Regions from separate parts of the Mus musculus genome. Here region 1 is linked to region 2. A link is a loop called in an ENCODE intact Hi-C map of the cell type or tissue named here. Cell type or tissue: heart. All regions are shown on one strand. Each heading gives the region's core, and the rest is flanking DNA. Links, peaks and the distances in the headings are about the cores only.

Region 1 (9,207 bases), core at 409-8,408, 420 kb before region 2:
TAAATTGTTCTAAATTGGCTGGACATTTTAAAACAATGCCAAGATAAATTTATATCTCAAACAGTTTATAGGCCATCCATATAAAATAGATTAGATATATAACCTCGTTGTTTATATATTCATAACAGTTATGGTTTAAGATAATATTTTAGTATTCTTAAAAATTGTGCATGTATAATTCCTTTTAGTGTCCTCAGTTACTACTTGTTTCCACATAATAGTGTTAATTCTTGAGGACTTTTACTTAATAATTTGCTACAAATAAATGCTCTTATTCCTAGTTAATAAATGAATTATGCACATGTGACTCTTTATAACTTTTCAAGCTTTCTAGTTACAACCGCTCCTTAAGAAAAATGATTGAAAGTGCAATTAGTCACTGCCCCTTTACAGCCAAGTATTTAAAATGTTTTGCCAACAAGTTATTAATTCAAAAGATTAGATATTGTGAAACTTTAAAACTTTAACTTATTAAAAGACAAAAAAGAGAAAAATTGTATCCCCATACATACTATTTAGTGCATTCCCATGCACACTATTTAAATCATACCTTTATTTTCAAATTTTGAAATTTAAATGTCAAAGAATTTAATAAATGCTTTATAGTATCTTAAAAGGATCTACTTATTGGCTTATAAATTTATCCTAAACAGCTACATTATTAGGGAAGGGAAAAACAGGTTCTCTCCACAAAACGCTACAAAAGCATGAGTGGTTAATTCGTGTGACAAGCTGACAGGTAAGTTGACTCAGTGCCCTGATTGAAATGGCTAAAAAACTAAATAAGATTCATGTTTTAGATCCATCCTTTCTTTCCATTTTTCCAGTTTAGACTAGCTTCAAACCTTTTAACTTTGATGTACTTTTAAAAGTACATCGGAGACTGTATTCTGACTTAGTAAGATTAGTCATTTAATAGAGTCATAATGATTTTTCTCTTTTCTTCAGTGTGATCAGTCATTCTAATTCAATCTTAGACTGGTCTAATATTCGGTCCAATATTAGAGATTCCTATATTCTTAATTACTAAGCAAAGTTAATTCAAAGCACATCCCCCACTTCCAGAGAGTCTCTGGCCTTTTTACTATTCTAAAACCAGCCCAGAGACTGAGCTTGTGCCTTGCTAATTTGCAACTGAATAAAGTACCTGAACTTCCCCAAAAGAAGCTTTGTGATGTTACTCTTCACTGTCTAAGATTTTTGTCTTTCAAGCAGGTCAATCTACACCTTCAGCTGGACTGCAGTGGGCATGCATCCCAGCCCCCTAGAGCATACAGGAAGCAGCTACTATTTTCATTTCAGCACGCTTTGTGACTTTTAGTCTGAGTTGAGATTTAGGTTTACCAAGAGGGCTAGTAAGGCAGATATTTTAAATATTAAAAGAGATTGGTTTTATTCTGATAGACGGGCTTAGTTCCTTAGCTGGCCTCTGGTTTTCCACCCTTGCTGTTACTGCAAGGTCCCCTTAGTTCCTCAAGCTGTGAGAATAACAGAGATGAAGAGGAGGACTTCTGGCTCCTATTTTAGTCACAAATCGTGGTGTTACTAATGACACAATTCTTGTCTAGGCCTTGCTAAATCTGAGGTTGACAATTCTCTTTTAAGAGCTACACAGTACTCATAATTGTGCATACTGGTCTGTGATCATATGAATACAGTATGGGTACTGCTTGGGTGCAGAAAATTACTGCAGGGGAAGGTCCAGCTTGACCATTTCTGGGTTCCCTGTGAGATACACCCGATTGAGATGGAGGTTGGTTTCTAGTTTCAGTTACAACCAAGAATACCTTGCTAAGGCTCTGCCTCCCCTCCCCAAAAGATACCAAGAGCCACAGGTGTGAGTCGTGACAGCACCCACAGGAAAAGTCGGCTCAATTTCCCCCCTAAGCCAAGGTTAAAGCCCACTCATCTACGGATGAGAAAATCATTTGATCACCTCAGTTAAGCGTGGCCTTATTAAACTTAATTAATAGGGGGGAAGAGAGGTTGGAGACCATACTGTTGGAAGGGCAAGCCCTTCACTGCCTCCTATCCTAAAAAGCTAATTGGCCTTGTACTACAGAGCTGGACATCATCCCCTCCTTCCTGTTCCCCGTCTGTCATCCAAGAATGCAGAGAAGGATCCATGTGCTCTCCTTTAGTGTTATCTTATTATAGTACTTTTAAAAATCAAATTCTGATACAGTTAAGTCTTCACCAGAGTTCCAATGTCCTGGTATGACCGTGAAATTCAGTAGGAATTCAGCAAAGAAGTTACTAGGACAGAAAGGACAGTCTTATCCAAATAAGGGTTTACCATGAGAAAAGTTAGGGATTCCCACTGAGACAGGTTTCTTCATTGGACCCTAAGAATTCAGGCAAAATTATAGAGCATAAATAAATTTTTTGCCTAAGTCCAGTTTTGTTTAATATTATTTAAAGGGGGGAAATGTTACCTCCTTCCAGCCTAGCAAGGCTGGCTGTGACCATCTGCTGCATAAGCAGCGGCGCCACCTGCTGTGCTGCTCCTTTGATGTGCCACTACCTGCCTGAGGCCCAACCTGCCTGAGGCCTCTGTTCCAAGACTTTCTGGAGTTAGCACCAAACTGCGATTTACTATAAGGCTGACCTATCGACTTCAAAGGAACTTTGCTTGGCCAGGGATGGGCCTCCCCTTTTCTTTATAAAGCGTGTTTGCTGACATTAAAATGGAACCTTGAGCAGAGCCTTGTCTTGGTTCCATCCTTACCTCGTGCTGCCTAGCTCCTCTTCTCTTCCAGGTTTCCAAAATGCCTTTCCAGGCTAAAACCCAGACCTGTGATCTACTGGCCGGATACAACATCTATCTAATCTAATCTAATCTAATCTAATCTAATCTTATCTTATCTTATCCAATCTAATCTATTATCTATCAACTATCCATCTCTCATCTACCTATTATCTATCTATCTATCTATCTATCTATCTATCTATCTATCTATCTATCTATCTGTCTATCTATCTATCATCTATTCCTATTCATCTGCCCAAAGATATATCATGATACAATTAGTTCTCATATATGTGACAAGTGGAATAGCTTAAATTTCCATTAGCAGGGGAAGGTCTAAATGATATGTGTCATACATGTAAACAAATGCAACATTACTATGCAATCAACAGAATGCACTGCAGGCTCCTTTAGCCACATTAGTGGATTTCACAGATAGATATGCTATACAACAGAAGCTAGGAACAGATGAAATATAACTGATATTCTTTTATATTTCTTTAAAAATACTATAGTTTCTTTATTTTCATTAATTTATTTATTCACTTTACACCCTGATCACAACCTGCTCCCTTCTTCTACCAGTCTCCCCTCATAGAGGCCCTCCCCATATCCTTCCTTCCCTTCTCCCTTGAGAAAGTGGGAGTATCCTACCTTGGGTATCAACTCACCCTGTCACATAAAGTCACAGCAAGACTAAACACATCCTCTCCCAATGAGGTCAGACAAGGGGAACCAGATCCAAAGGCAGGCAACAGAGTTAGGATCAGCCCCCAGTCCAGCTGTTGGGAACCTGCATGAAGACCAAGCTGCACATCTGTTACATATGTGCTGGTGTCTAGGTCTGGACCAGGCTTGCTGTTTGGTTGGTGGTTCAGTCTCTGAGAGCCCCAAGTTAGTTGACTCTGTTGGTCTTCTTGTGGGGCTCTGATACCTTCTAGGTCCCTTAATCCTTCCCCCAACAAGACACCCTGAGCTCCAAGCTGGGTGGAGTCTCTCAGAGGACAGTTATGCTAGGCTTCTCTCTGCAAGTATAACAGAGTATCATGAATAGTTTCAAGGACTGGCTCTTGCTGGATTGGGTCTCAAGCTGGGTCTGTTACGGCTTGGCTGTTTCCTCAGTTTCTGCTCCATCTCTGTCCCTGAACTTCTTATAGGCACGATAAATTGTGGGTGGAAGGTTTTGTGGGTGAGTTTTTGTATTTTTATGGCATAGTTATTTTGCCTGCTTGTGCCTGTTAGCCACATGGATGTAGTTCTCATGAAGCCAGAAGAGGGCATCAGATCCCTGAATAACAGAATGTTGTCATCCAACAAGAAGTTTCTGGAAGCAAGTCTTGGTCCAATGGAAAAGGAGCTGATGCTCTTAAGAGCCAAGCAATCTCTCTGTCCTCTTTTATACTCCCTAGTAAAAAACCTTCTTCAGATTCCAAGTTGATAGACATCAATTCTAGAATATTAGAAAGCATACAGAAAAGTTATTAATCACAATAACTGTTTTTTGAAAACAATGAAAATTTATTAATTTCAACCTGACTTGTATGTAATGCACATGATATGGCCACATGACATTTAAAATTATCACGTAGTCTAGTCCCATATGTTTTGCTTTAGTGGAAATCTATGTATTTTAGGTTTAATGGAAAAAAAATATCTATCTCATCAATACTTTACTAAATTTATTCCCCTACTCTAAATCTCATAGTAACTTGATTATTTTCAATTTAGTCCTTTTATGAATGTTGAACAAGGACATAAGCTATTGATCTGCATTTTAACATATTATTTATAGTTCTAAAATCAGGGACTGGAGAAATGGTACAGTGGTTAAGAGTGGTTGCTATGAAGTCTTGGGAGCAGTGTTTGTATCCTAGCACCCATAGGATACACCTAGGACTCACATGAATGCTGGTCATTATACCCCCAAGTGATTAGACACATTCTTCTGGTACACCCAGCATATATACACAAGTACTTATTTGAAACAAATGTTGCAAACTGATCTAAGAAGTGAATGTTATAGTAGTTTTTAAGTCATGTTACATATTGCAGAAAACAAAAATCCAGTAACTGCCAGTTCTTTATCAACCACTAAGCACTATTCCATGCTGTCTCCTTTACTATATTTCAGGGTTACACTTGTGAAAATGATAATAGAAAAATACATGAAAAAATTTACAGTGAGTAATTTCAAAAAGAAGACACCAAACCCTACACTGTTGCTGCGGCCACTTGCTGACAGGAACCTGGTATGGCTGCTCCTTGGGAGGTCTGGCCTACAACTGACCAGTGCAGATGTAATGCTCGGAGCCAACCATCAGACAATTTAGGGACCCCGTGAGGAACCTGACAGAAGGACTGGAGGAGCAGGGGGGATTGCAACCCCATAGGAAAAACAACATAGGCTGGCTGGACTATCCAGTGTTCCCAGAGGCTAGACCACCAACCAAGGAATGTACAGGGAGGGATCTATGACTCCAGATACATATGTAGTAGAGGATGGACTTGCCTGACAGCAGTGGGAGGGGAGGACCTTGGTCTCAAGGAGGTTTGAAGGCCCAGCACAGGGAGTTGCTGAATCTGTAGGGTGGGAGAGGGTGGGTGGGAGAGCACCCTCATGGAGGCAAAGGGGGGGAGGAGAGGGTTGATGTGGGATGGGGGGTTTTGTGGAGGGGTAGCTGGGAAGTGAGATATCATTTGAGATGTAAATGAATGGAATGATTAATAAAAAATTTCAGTTTTAGTTGTTGATATCTTTGTTTTTAAAAAAATTCTGAGAAGACTAAATTCAGTTCATGAACTATTTTTCCATTAATTATTTATTCACTTTATATCCTGATCACTACCCACCTGCTCCCCCTTTTATACTGTCTCTACCCCTCCCATTCTCTTCTGAGAGGGTGGCGGTATCCTGGGTATCCCCCTACCTCTGGCACATCAAGTTTCTGCATTGCTAGATGTATTCTCTCCCAGGAGGCCAGACAAGGTAGCCCAGATAGGGAAACAGACTACACAGGCAACAGTTTTAAGGAACATTCCCGTTCCAGTTATTGGGACCCACATGAGACACAAGCTGTACTTCTACTATGTGTGTGTGTGTGTGTGTGTGTGTGTGTGTGTGTGTGCTAGGTTGAGTCTGAGTATGCTCTTTAGTTGATAGTTCAGTCTCTGAGAGCCCCCAAGTATCCAGTTTAGCTGACTCTCTTGGTCTTCTTATAGGGTTTCTACCCTCTTCAGGACTCTCAATCCTTCCCTCAACTCTTCCATAAGAGTCCCTGAGCTCCATCCAAAGTTTGGCTGTGGGCCTCTGCACCTGTTTTAGTCTGATGCTGGATGGAGCCTTTCAGAGGACAGTTATGCTAGCTTCCTTCCTGTCTGCAACCATAACATAACATCTTTCAGGGACTGATACTTGCCCATGGGATGGGAATCAAGTTGAGCTGGATATTCCTTGGCCATTCCCTCAGTTTCTGCTCCATCTTATCTTTGCATTTCTTGTAGACAGGGAAAATTTTGAGTCAAAGTTTTTTGGGTGGTTTGATGCCCCTATCACTTTAAGTGCTCAAGTGTGGCTTCTTTTTTCTTTATGTTTACAGGGCATGCAGTAACTCATGATTTTCAGTGATGCATGTTCAAGTAGAGGCTTCATAATGGCCAAATGAAAATAAGTATCTTCAGTATTATAATTGTTCAACCAATCTCTTCTTTAATAGTATTTAATATATGAGATAAAGAAGAGAAAAACCACAGTAAACACGTACTTTATCTTATATAGTACTTTATTTGAAATTTATCCTTTATATGAAAATGAGTGGCTTGCGTTCTTATTTGTGGAATACTGCTTTAAATTTCTGACTCCTCCCTTGTGTTGGTGTCCATTAGACAGACAATAGTAGTATTTAAAACAGTAGGCACACAACAGTACTGTTAACCATTAGCCAGACAGTAGCACTGATTAATCATTAGCTGGATAGCAGATAGTTAAACATTAGCCAGTGAGTAGGCATGGCTAACTGCCAGAAAGGGAGTGTCCCTTGTTAACCATTAGACAGGAAGTTGATAGACGATGTTTACCCACTTCCGCTTCAGGGCAACAGAATACTCAGGAAGTGCTTAGCCAGGGGAGTGAGAGACAATGAGCTCCAAACAGCACTGTGTCAAACTAAATGATGGCCACTTAATTCCTGCCCTGGGCTTTGGCACCTATAAACCCAAGGAGGTAAGAATACAGGATTGTCAGTATCTCAGGCTAGAGCTAATCCGTGTACAAGAGAACAGAAAGTTAGGTTTGCCCTGCATCAGGGTCTGATTGTGTATCCCCTGCTTGCTGATTGTTCTTGATAAATAGAGGTTACAGCAGCACTTGAAATTGGTGGCTGTGGTTGGGAGACCTAGCTATATTCATGCTTGCTTTTCTCTGAGGAAGACCCCTGTTCCTGGTGAATCAGTAGGGAGGCATGCTGAAGGGGAACAAAGGGGGGCAAACTCTAAAGACATTTTCTCCTGTGGTAGGTGTTAGTGCAGCATATAATGAAGCTATAGGGTACATGTCTCAGTAGCACTAGAACATTTACTATAACTCAGCAAGCGAATTCAGGGACAGGGAGAAAGTTTATCTTCCTTGTTATTTTTACTGTCTGACTGGGAATCTGGTCTTGGTAGGATTTGACTCTTTTTGTTTTTGTTTTTGTTTTTATTTTTATTTTTGTTTGTATTTCCCCTTGGATTTACTTTTCTGGCCTAGGCATGTCTGTGAATCTACTGTTCCCATTTGGGACCTTCCAGCTCTAAGAGTGAACTTGGCTGTGAGCTCCAGGCTTAAAGGGACAGACCCATGACCTAACAATTCTGGGCACTATGCTTTTCTTGTATCCATGCTTCAAAGATTGATAGAGGAGAAGAAAGTCACCAGATTGCCTATCAGCTTTCTTGGTTGCAGTGTGGGAGGGGAGTTCTCTTTATGTCCATAACCTACAACATAATTTTTCATTGCAAAAAGGCAAAATGCCGGAAATGAACATTCAGGGTGGCTTCCTGTATGTTCTCAAATCTGTGGGTTGGAACCCCAAACTCATTTTATGTCTGGGGATCACCACAGCATGAGGCAATGAATTAAAGTGTTGCAGCATTAGGAAGGTTGGGAACCAATGTCGGAGACTAAGGCATGAAACAAATATTTGCAAATACTTTGGTTTTGTTTCAGGGTAGCCATCAGCATCTCACAGTGGATGTTTACCAGAACTAAGTGAGATCTCCCATGTATAACTCTCAACTGTGGAAAACTTTCTGGAATTTTATAGTGAATCATTATGATGGGGAGAAAGAGGACCTAGTAAAGATAAATGTGAGTTATTGGTATTCATTAGTGTATTTTGGATTTAGAACATGGTTGTCCTCAGAACAAAAAACATCAAGTGGACTGTTTGCAAACCTGGAGGGACTTTCTTGTTTTCTATTCCTCCTGATACCTTTTAAATGTGTGGCAAAGGATCTCTTCCCTTGACTTCAAATGTGTCCATCTCCTTCCTGTTAGACTCCAGAGAAATCTGGAGATCTACACAGGATTTGTTACTTTTGCAAAGTTGCACAATATCAAGAATAGGTCAAGGCCACTACTGGAGCCTCAGCTTTGATAACTCACGGTGTCCTTACTCTTGGATAAGGCAGGGCTCGTTTCCAGATAAGGTGGTAGAAGCCAGAACTTAATCACTGTCTTTTATCGTGAAAAGATAACTGTAGAGATTCTTAGGACAATGAAAAAGCTACTCTCATTTACTTTTTCAACCCTTTGTAAGTATTGTATGATTGTATGTGTCTTTGTGTGTTGTGAACAATGTCTGAGGAAGTAAGAGGTCAAAGCTGCCCTCCAATGCTCATGCTTTATCTGTGTGAACCCAGTGTCTCACCGAGTCTGTTGTGCTCAGGGGTGAGCTGCAGGGCTCACCTTGATGCTTCCTCCTCATGCACTGAGTCTGCATGCCATACTCTGCTTTACAAGAGAGCTGGGTTCCAAACTAAGATACCAAAGTTGTCTGCAAGGGTGTTACTGAGTGAGACATCTCCCCAGCCCACACCCTAAACCTTTAACAAAACCCCAGTCATATCATTATTCAAATCTGGCAGCCAAGGCAATAATTTTAGGTTTAATTCTAGCCATGTCTTTTTAAAACAAATAATCTTGGATTGAAGAGGCTGATACCGAAATAAATAACCTCTAACATGATGTAGTTAAGGTACTTTAAATAAGGATATACTCTTACATTAGATGCTTTTTTCTGTCTGTATTTAGATCTCTCAGAAAAAGAGAATGGATATGTAGAAAGACTAACATAGGACAGTACTTTCTCTCCAAGTCCCTATTATTAACCTGGCCTTGCTTGGTATCTGTGATCTTTGCATTTGCATCCTTTTGTAACAGTGTCTTAGCTGGGAGTAGAAGGAGTGTCTGTGTAATTGTC
Region 2 (9,207 bases), core at 348-8,347:
ATATAACCAAACACAAGGAAAGTTTCTTCTGTCAGGGGAACCCAATCCCCTTTCTCCCCCGTCATGTGGGAAAGTATAGCCAAGCAATACATAAATACTCAAATCAGTAAAGCAGTATGAACATCAGCCAGACCAAAAGGTAGAGAATGGAACGTCATAGTCAGAATATGATTAATATTCTGTTCTGCTATCTTTACTCATTCTGGAAACAGGGTGCTTTTCAGCTCTTGCTGTGTTGTGCTTCCCGATTACAGAAGGGCTAAGAACAGCTGGGGCAGGAAGCGGTCTGATATTTAGCACCCAGGGATGCATGAATCAACTGTAAACATAAAACAAGTATCACACACATGGACTCACTCAATATCTGTAGGGTACACACAGGAAAAGCTTAGTGAGACACAGACATTTCCATCAAATATGAAAAGTGTAGCTCAAGGTAGCTTTGAATTTGATCTCTTCCTTGCTTTGTCCTAAATGACTTGGTTATTGGATCAAGGGGATATACATATCTAGCATAGCGACATTATTTAAGATCATCAGTCAGTGTCACATTTGCTATGGTTTTCCATTGCCTTCACATATTTTGAAAGTCATATTCCTGTGTCTTCAGGAGATAGAATTAAATGCTTCAATTGTGTTGGGAGGGTGATTCCCCCCCCCCCACACACACAGTTTTATTTATTTATTATTTTATTGACATTTCTTTCATCTCACATCTCAGCATTCACTATGTGGTACCAAAGAACACTCAAATCACCAAATTGCCAAAATAATAATAATAATAATAATAATCCCATCCTTTTTACAAAAAATTCTGGAGAAACATTTATTTGAAAACCTTCCTATAAACAGAATTTTTAAATTTACTTTTTTATCAAAAACAAAACAAAACAAAACCCCCAAACCATAAAAAGAAACAAATTTTGATCATGCCTCCCCCTCCCCCACAACTTGTCCCAGAGTCAGACAGGCCTATTCAACTATTCAACTTCACGTTCATTATGCCCTACATTCAAAATCAACTGAGCAAGCAGTGTAACTACTCGCAAATATCTCTAATGTCGCTAGTGGACTCCAGAAGTAGACATTACACTTACATCGGTGCAATTATTTAATTATTTTTATTTGGTTTGTTTTAGCATGCAAAGTAGCACGCTTCCTTGTGGCCATTTGACACACACTCGGTTTTGCTGTGCCAAGATGAGTGCCACTAGGCATAAATGATTTTTCGGAGGCTGGGGGTCCGTGATTAGCTCACACAAGGCTAGGTTAACAGCACACTGCTTTATTTAAAGTTAGTCTAACAGCTTTGAATCCTCGCAGGGAGCAGGGTGTTTTAGGATCACAGGAGAGAGAGTCCAACTTCTCCTCTAATCCGTCTGGGGGAAAACCTTAATCAGAGCCCGGGTCTGGAAGGAATCACCCTAGGCAAAAGAAATCCCGTGCCCCTGGCTGTTTTTGAGCATGTACTCATCAGGCTCCGGGACCCTTAGCCCCACCCACACCGGAGTGTGTCCTCACCTTCCAGGTGCCCAAGCCCACTGTAGGGATGTTTTCCATGGTTCCCCTTTGCTCAAAGGCTCAGCCTCTTCCTGCACTTTAGCGGCCAGAGAGCGTTCCAGGGACCTCAGGAAATGCCGTGATAGGCTGGAGTTCTGGCAGTTTAATTGGCTGATGGAGAGGTCGCTTGGTGCTCTGATTGGCTGAGAGCATAGTCCATCTTTCAGGGGACCTAAGCAATTGGGTTTGGTTGTGCTTTATCTCTGTCCTAAATCCTCTATGATCCTAAGAATTCCGTCTCCGAGCAACCTGCCTAAAGCCCAGATCCAGTGCTCTGTCCTTCTTGCAAACAGGCTGTGGTTCAGGATATTTCCTGGACATCAGATGTTTTAGATTGATGATCGTTTCTAGTATCCTGGAAAAAACAGGTTTGACTATATCAGCTGTCTTGAACCTTGCAATGATGATGAGTGCTACTTTGAGGTGATTGCCATTTTAGTAATAGAGGAAATATAATCTGAATATCATTTTTAAGGTGTGTCTTATGGAATTAAAAAAATCAAGATTAAAAATTAAACATCTCTGGAAGATTATTCACTGTAATAAGAACTAATAATAAGGGAGGTCATTTAAAGAGAGCAAATAGTATATAGGCAGATTTTGAGGGAGGAAAAGGAAGAGAGAAATGTAATTATAATTGCAAACAAAACAAAACAAAACAAAAACAAAAACCCAAGGGTCTTCCCACAAGATAATCCCTCAAAGGAATGCCTACAAGACTGTCTCCCAGGTGATTTTTAGGTCTTATTCAGTTGGCAATAATCCTAAAATCACAAGCTGAAACATCTAGAAGGAACCAGAAAACCAGCCCATAAACGCAAAGGTAAATAGCTATTTCGAAAATATTAGCATTACTAAGATGATTAGAAAAATTGAAGATTTGCGTGTTACAGTGCTTAGAATTTTGTATCCTTCACTATGTTTGTTAATAACTTATTAAAAACTTAGCAGAATTCAACAATTTTACAATTTCAACCCAAAGTTTTGTTTTGTTATTTTAATTTCTCTGTTGCCATATTACACATCTGTTCATTTGTTTGAGTTTTTCAAGTGCTCATGGCAGATGCACTGTGGATGTGGAAAACTCTACATCTTCTCCAGTTCTCTTTTTTTATTTATATTTTGTAAAAATGGCAAAGTTAAGCCATTAACGGTCAGACAACTATTTGTAGCTTTCGATCTTTATGCAGATTAACATGGAAGTATCCATTTGCAAGAGGATGTGTTTTCAGATGTTCAATATTATTAGTACTCTCTCTCTCTGATAAGCTTTTATTACTCATAGCGACACTTACACTTTCAGTTCATAAATCTATAGAAATATTGTCCTATCTTTAAATGATTTCTATCATTTCATAAAAGGGTAGTTTGATCTAGGGATGCCTTCTTTTTTAATGGTCATTTCAGATTTCTTAGGTAGTAATTTAGCAGAAACCAATGTTACAGATGTAAATACTTGAAAAACATACAAGCATGCTTTACAAGAAATTATTGAAACCTCAAAATTTGATGAGGTAGTTTATTTTAACACACAGAAAACTTTTGCCAGGTTCTCATGGCAGGCAGAGACAAATATATACACTAACATATACATAATGAACATATACACATGCATATGTATATGTGAATGCAAATACATCTGCTCAATTATCCATTCAATAAACAGCATATTCTGGTCAGTACAAGCAACTTAACAAGGGTAAACCGGAAATATTTGGATGCCATTAGGTTAATTTTGCATATGTATTTAATAAATGTCATTTTAGAAAACACATTTTATTCTTATATATAGGTAATTGTGAGAAAAATCAACAAATTTAAAGGGCAAGCTGGTAACTACACAGGAGACACTTCACCTAAACTTTGGAACTATTTTGCAATAATTCTTCATAATTAAGAAATACAATTGAAGACACACTAATAAGTTGTATGAAAAAACAAAATCATAAGACACATGAACTTTATAAGTTGATTCTTCCTGCCCTCTGGTGGTTGTTTCTCAAAATACAGATGTGTATGTAGGAATATATGTAGGGTGTGTATAAAACATATATAAATGATATATAATATATAAATGTATATCTAGAAATACATATATTTAGACATGTATTTATGAACACATATATGTCTATACATATGTGTATATGTGTGTTTAATTGAAATGCCATACTACCTCACACAGAGTATAACATTTCTCCCAGTTGCTAAATAAAAAGCTCAGTGACAGGTGTACCATACCTTACCTTAAGCTGTTGTTTTGGAGGTTGCAGAGACCTCTAAAATATTGCAGGTCATTGACGGTGATCTTGGATGTGGACCAGAAGAATTTGATGATATAATTCTAGTATTAAAGACATCATATATTCTGTTCATAGGAAACAGAGAAATAAAGTTGGTATTGACTAGGGAACTTCTCTGCTATCCAGATTGCATGCTGTGTGGGCTGCTGTAGGAGAAAAGTCATCAATAGGTTTTCTATCAGAAAACATTGGAGGCAAAATGATATGCTGCATGGCAAGATATGCTTGTAGACATGCATAAATGTTTTGGGCAGGTAATCAGTTCATTCTGACTAGATATGAGGACCATTCCACAGAGAAAAATGCATGCCTAGCACAATAATCATGGACAAGAATTCATGGTTGCAGAATGAACAAGCCCGGGATTAATCTACTAATATCAGCTTTCTAAATAACATTAGACTATTGTCTGAATGGTTAATCTATATAACTTTGAATGGTGCACCTCTTAGATTTTATCAGAGAGATGTCTTTGTTCTGTAGAGGGAAATCAATACAGAAACATACAATCGGTCAATGCATAGAGAACACCTCATGTTTGTGAGGTGTTCATCCACAGATGAGACAGCTATATCACAAACCTCCTCACAAGATTCAGAGGTCCCTTTAGGAGAGGTGGGTCAAAGAGTGGTAAGTTGGAGAGAACTGAAGCCAAACAATGGTTTTTTTGCACATGATATTAGCATGAGTTTGCAGCAGCAGTGGTTGCCTGCAAAAAACCTAAGCAAGAGCAAGACAATAAAAGACTCAGTGTGTAAAGCATGAGAGTCTTGAGTGCCCCACCCCTAGCTGATGAGCTATTGATAAGCAGATGACTGCTTCTAGAGGAAGGGTAGTTGGTTCTCGTTAAGTTTATAATTTCTGGTAAGTCAACCATACTCAAGTGGATGCCCCCACAGCTGTGAGTCTGTGGACATATGGACAGAGCACATTGGATTGGTGAGAGACGGGAGTAGGGGTCAGGTGGGAGTTTGGCAGGTGTGGGGAGTGGATCCAGAAGAAGTTACAGAGTGAAATTCTGGGTGAAACAATCAAAATACTTTGTATAGATGTGTGAAATTCTCAAGAAATTAATACAAATAAAATAACAACTGCATACACAGAAATCTATTATTAGAGAAAAAATGACTCCATCACAATGGACAACATTGACTGTATATAACTGAAGCAGGATACACATTATTTCATTATCTCATTAGCACATTCACTAAAGGGATAATATTCTGGACCAAATATATACATAAATGGGCTTTAGTGTATAAAATACCATATCATTTGGACTTTGAGTTACAAGTTGTTTCTCCACCTCTGAGAGGACAGAAACCAGAAGGGACAAACCTACAGCAAATGGTGGCAATTATAAGAAAGTAGGCTAAATGTTGTGAGAGAATGAGTAGGAGACGGGGAGGTGTTATGAGATATGGAAAAAGAATAGCCAACAGGGTATAATGTGTTGTAATAGTGTGGGCTGTAGGAGGCACCCACTTCTGATATCTGCATTAGACAGTTGAATGGATGAAGATTCAATCTGTCAACAATAAAAGGGTAAGACAAATGCTAGGAAAGGATTGAGGGTATTTGAGACCTGTGGCATTGTACTTAGTTTAGTTTTTGTATTGATTTTCCAAAAGAGCATTGTTTAGATCAAAGATGAAACACTTTCTAGAAAAAGAAAGAACTTAGCATCAAAATTTTCTATGTGATAAGTGTCCCAAGTTATGAGTAAAGAGTTGAAAAGACAAAACAGCTTGATAGGCATACATAAAACTTCTGTTTCTTAGTCTCATAGTTAGCCCCCTCTCCAACCCACATACACAGAGAGAGGGGAGATAAGGAATTGGAGAAGAGGGGAGGGATGGAGCAAGAGGGATGGGAGCAGGAGAGGGAAAGAGAAAATGGGAGAAAGAAAAGCAAGGAGAAAAGGAAGAAAAGACTTTGAGTTGACCAAGACTTAAAGTTAGCACACAACTTAAACATGGAAAATCCATGACACCTATATTAGTTAATTTCCTGTTTCTGAATAAACACCTCAAGAAATGTAATTTAAGAAAGAATAAGTGTATATTGGATTAAGATTCCAGAGTGAAGTGTTCATCAATGGAGGGTAAAGCCTGGCAGCAGGCTGCATGAGCAAGAAGGTGGCTGATGAAATTTATTCACACATAGAAAGAAGAGAGTGGGAGTGAAGGAGGAGGAGGAGGAGGAGGAGAGAAGGAGGAGGAGGAGGAGGAGGAGGAGGAGGAGGAGGAGAAGAAGAAGAAGAAGAAGAAGAAGAAGAAGAAGAAGAAGAAGAAGAAGAAGAAGAAGAAGAAGAAGAAGAAGAAGAAGAAGAAGAAAGAGAGAGAAAGAGAGAGAGAGAGAGAGAGAGAGAGAGAGAGAGAGAGAGAGAGAAACAGAGACAGAGACAGAGACAGAGACAGAGACAGAGAGAGCAATCAACTAGGGAGACTCAGATATTGGGACTAATTGTGAAGGGTGTGGCTAAAGGTGTTGACATAATGTCCTCTATAGATAATCTCAAGTTTATCTGAAATATCTAAAGCTTAGGGTGAGAGGAATATGTCTCATGACATCAAGATACTTGCCTAGAGAAAGGGAAAGTAGGTCAAATCAAGTTCACTGCTATGTCCAAAGTATGTATTACCTATATGTCAAAATTACAAAGGCACTTTGTAAAGAAGTAGCCATTGAAAAACAAAAAACCTTTTTCTCTTCCGGTCCCAGGCACTTCGGGAGCCGCGGGTTACTGTGCAGACATGGCCAAGTCCAAGAACCACACCACACACAACCAGTCCCGCAAATGGCACAGAAATGGCATCAAGAAACCCCGGTCGCAAAGATACGAATCTCTTAAGGGGGTTGACCCCAAGTACCTGAGGAACATGCACTTTGCCAAGACGCACAACAAGAAAGGCCTGAAGAAGATGCAGGCCAACAATGCAAAGGCAGTGAGTGCGCGCGCAGAGGCCATCAAGGCCCTGGTGAAGCCTCAGGCCATCAAGCCCAAGATGCCAAAAGGCCCCAAACTCAAGCGGCTGGCTTTCATCGCTCACCCTAAGCTTGGGAAGCGGATTCAAAGCTACATGGCCAAGGGTCAGAGGCTCTGCCAACCGAATCCTAAGGTTCAAATCAAGGCAGGGGCCAAAGCTCCAGCTAAGGCCCAGGCTTCAGCTCCAGCCCAGGCTCCCAAAGGTGCTCAGGCCCCCAAAGGTACACAGGCCCCTGTGAAGGCCCCATAGAAAAGGCTCCTGCCTGTGTGAAGACAGACAGACTGCTGTGACACACCTCCCCACACACTATTTGCAGATGACCAGGGTCCTATGTTGTTCTTACAAACAAACTCAGGCAAGATCTGTTAAAAAAAAAAAAAGAAAGTACCCAAGGAGCTAAAAGAGATCTGCAACCCTGTAGGTGCAACAACATTATGAACTAACCAGTACCCTGGAGCTCTTGACTCTAGCTGCATTATGTATCAAAAGATGGCCTGGTCGGCCATCACTGGAAAGAGAGGCCCATTGGACATGCAAACTGTATATGCCCCAGTACAGGGGAACGCCAGGGCCAAAAATATGGGAATGGGTGGGGAGGGAAGTGGGGGGGAGGGTATGGGGGACTTTTGGGATAGCATTGGAAATGTAATTGAGGAAAATATGTAATAAAAAAATATATATATAAAGAAAAACAAAGAAAGAAAAACAAAAAAGCAAAAAAGCAACCCAAAGCTGTAACCTACTTGTAAACTGTAAGGCTTGTAAGGTAGTAATCTTAACCCTTCCAAAATCAATTTAGAGAAGCAATAAATTTTGAATAGAATTACAAAATAATGTCTGTAATAATAGATTTTCTGTAAATAAAAGAAAAAGTGCTATCCACATGGAGAAGAGAGGGAAATGGAGGTGTCAGTCCTGAAATTGTACATATGAGTAAAAATACGGATGCCCAGTGAGTTATAGTTAGGGATTCCATTCTACTTACATACCTGTAACACTAATTTAAAAGGGCCAAGAATTTGAAAGAGTGAAAGCAAAGCATTTGAGTGGTTTTGGAGGGATACGAGAAGGGAAAACTTGTAATTATAACCTCAGAAGTAAGAGAAATAAGTTTTAAAAAGAGTATGAAGCTATAAACGTTAAACGTGTTGTATTAGCAAAAAGACAGAAACACAAGTCAGTGAAGGAGAAGGAGAAGCCAGATACAGACTTCTTAAACAACGCCAGGTGGATATCTGTAAAGGTTTATAAAGCGGATTCAACGGGGAAAGAAGAGTTGATTTATTCAGCAAGTATTGCTAAATAGATGCACACAAACAATATGAGCCATGGTCCATACCTTTCAACGTATATACAAGTTAAATGAATTATTGGTCTACATATTAAAACATAAAATTTGTAAGTGTAATCAAATAAGAAAACCTTCTCTGAATGTGAATTTAATAAAATTACTCCTAGATATAAGAGCGGAAAGTCCCAGCCACAAGAAAAGACAGAATAGAATTAGTTTTAAGGAAGGACTTCGGCATTTGAAACTTGATGTTACATAAGAAAACATAAAATCAAGCCATATAGTATGGGCTATATCAGCAAAACATGAGCTTAATAAATAATTACCAGTAAGAAAACAAACAGTGAAAATTTCATAATGAAATTTCATAATATGCCAAAAATTGAGCAAGAGATTTGAGCACACATTTCAGCAAATAAGCTCACGAAGAAGTGCTGAATGTCTTCAGTTCTTTGGGAAATTCACATTAAATAACAATGAGATACTATTTTACATCTACTAGGCTGGTCAACAATAAGTGATTGTCCATAAGTGAGGTTTGCTGAGCAAACATAATTACCATCTATTGCAGCTAGGCATGCAAATAGCAGTCATTTTAGAAAGAAAACTGTCTATAGCAGCTTTATTTGTATTCCCCTTGCAAACAGGCAATGCACAGAGACACATTTATCTTCCTGTCACACATTCACCCACTTCCAGGCTTTACTAAGCTAGGCATCTTCCAAAGATGAGCATCTCAAAAATAAGGACCAGTAAGAGCCTGAATAAAAAAATTAAAGTTTTCAAATTCTGAGGATTAGGTTGGTATGCATACTGGCATACATCCAGTCTTTAAATCTTTCTGCACATAACTATTCTTGACCAAAGCAAAATCTCTGTTCAGCCTGGGGCTATAGTCCTTCATTTCATCCTCATTTGAAAAACTTCAGGAGACCATTAAGACACTTTTTCAAAGCACATGATAACAACTTTTGTATGCTTTTTCAGCGGAGCTAAACTCAAGCAATAATTATTCTTTTTTTAAAAAATCAGTTGACTCAACACATTTTCACAAGGGGAAATTCCC

What was found. Peaks named below come from ENCODE experiments on the same cell type or tissue, not always from the same donor. Only the 100,000 strongest peaks of a DNase experiment are listed, where the experiment ranks them.
Region 1: it touches region 2 in a loop (5-fold over the local background); 5 of 42 quality-filtered maps call a loop at or near these places.

What each region holds. Positions count from the first base shown.
Region 1 is chr13:4,184,343-4,193,549 of GRCm38, forward strand. It overlaps Akr1c13 (aldo-keto reductase family 1, member C13), which reads left to right and starts at 6,845. Exons shown (of 9, transcript NM_013778.2): 1 at 6,845-6,968. The coding sequence starts at 6,885. In heart, for the core only: CTCF peaks have their summits at 2,485 (motif pointing left) and 4,008 (motif pointing right); a DNase peak (open chromatin) is centred at 6,799.
Region 2 is chr13:4,607,564-4,616,770 of GRCm38, forward strand. Akr1e1 (aldo-keto reductase family 1, member E1) reads right to left here and starts at 1,601. Exons shown (of 10, transcript NM_018859.2): 1 at 1,522-1,601. The coding sequence starts at 1,560. It also overlaps the pseudogene Rpl29-ps2. In heart, for the core only: CTCF peaks have their summits at 1,178 and 3,558 (motif pointing left); a DNase peak (open chromatin) is centred at 1,648; H3K4me3 peaks cover 1,211 bases; H3K27ac peaks cover 789 bases.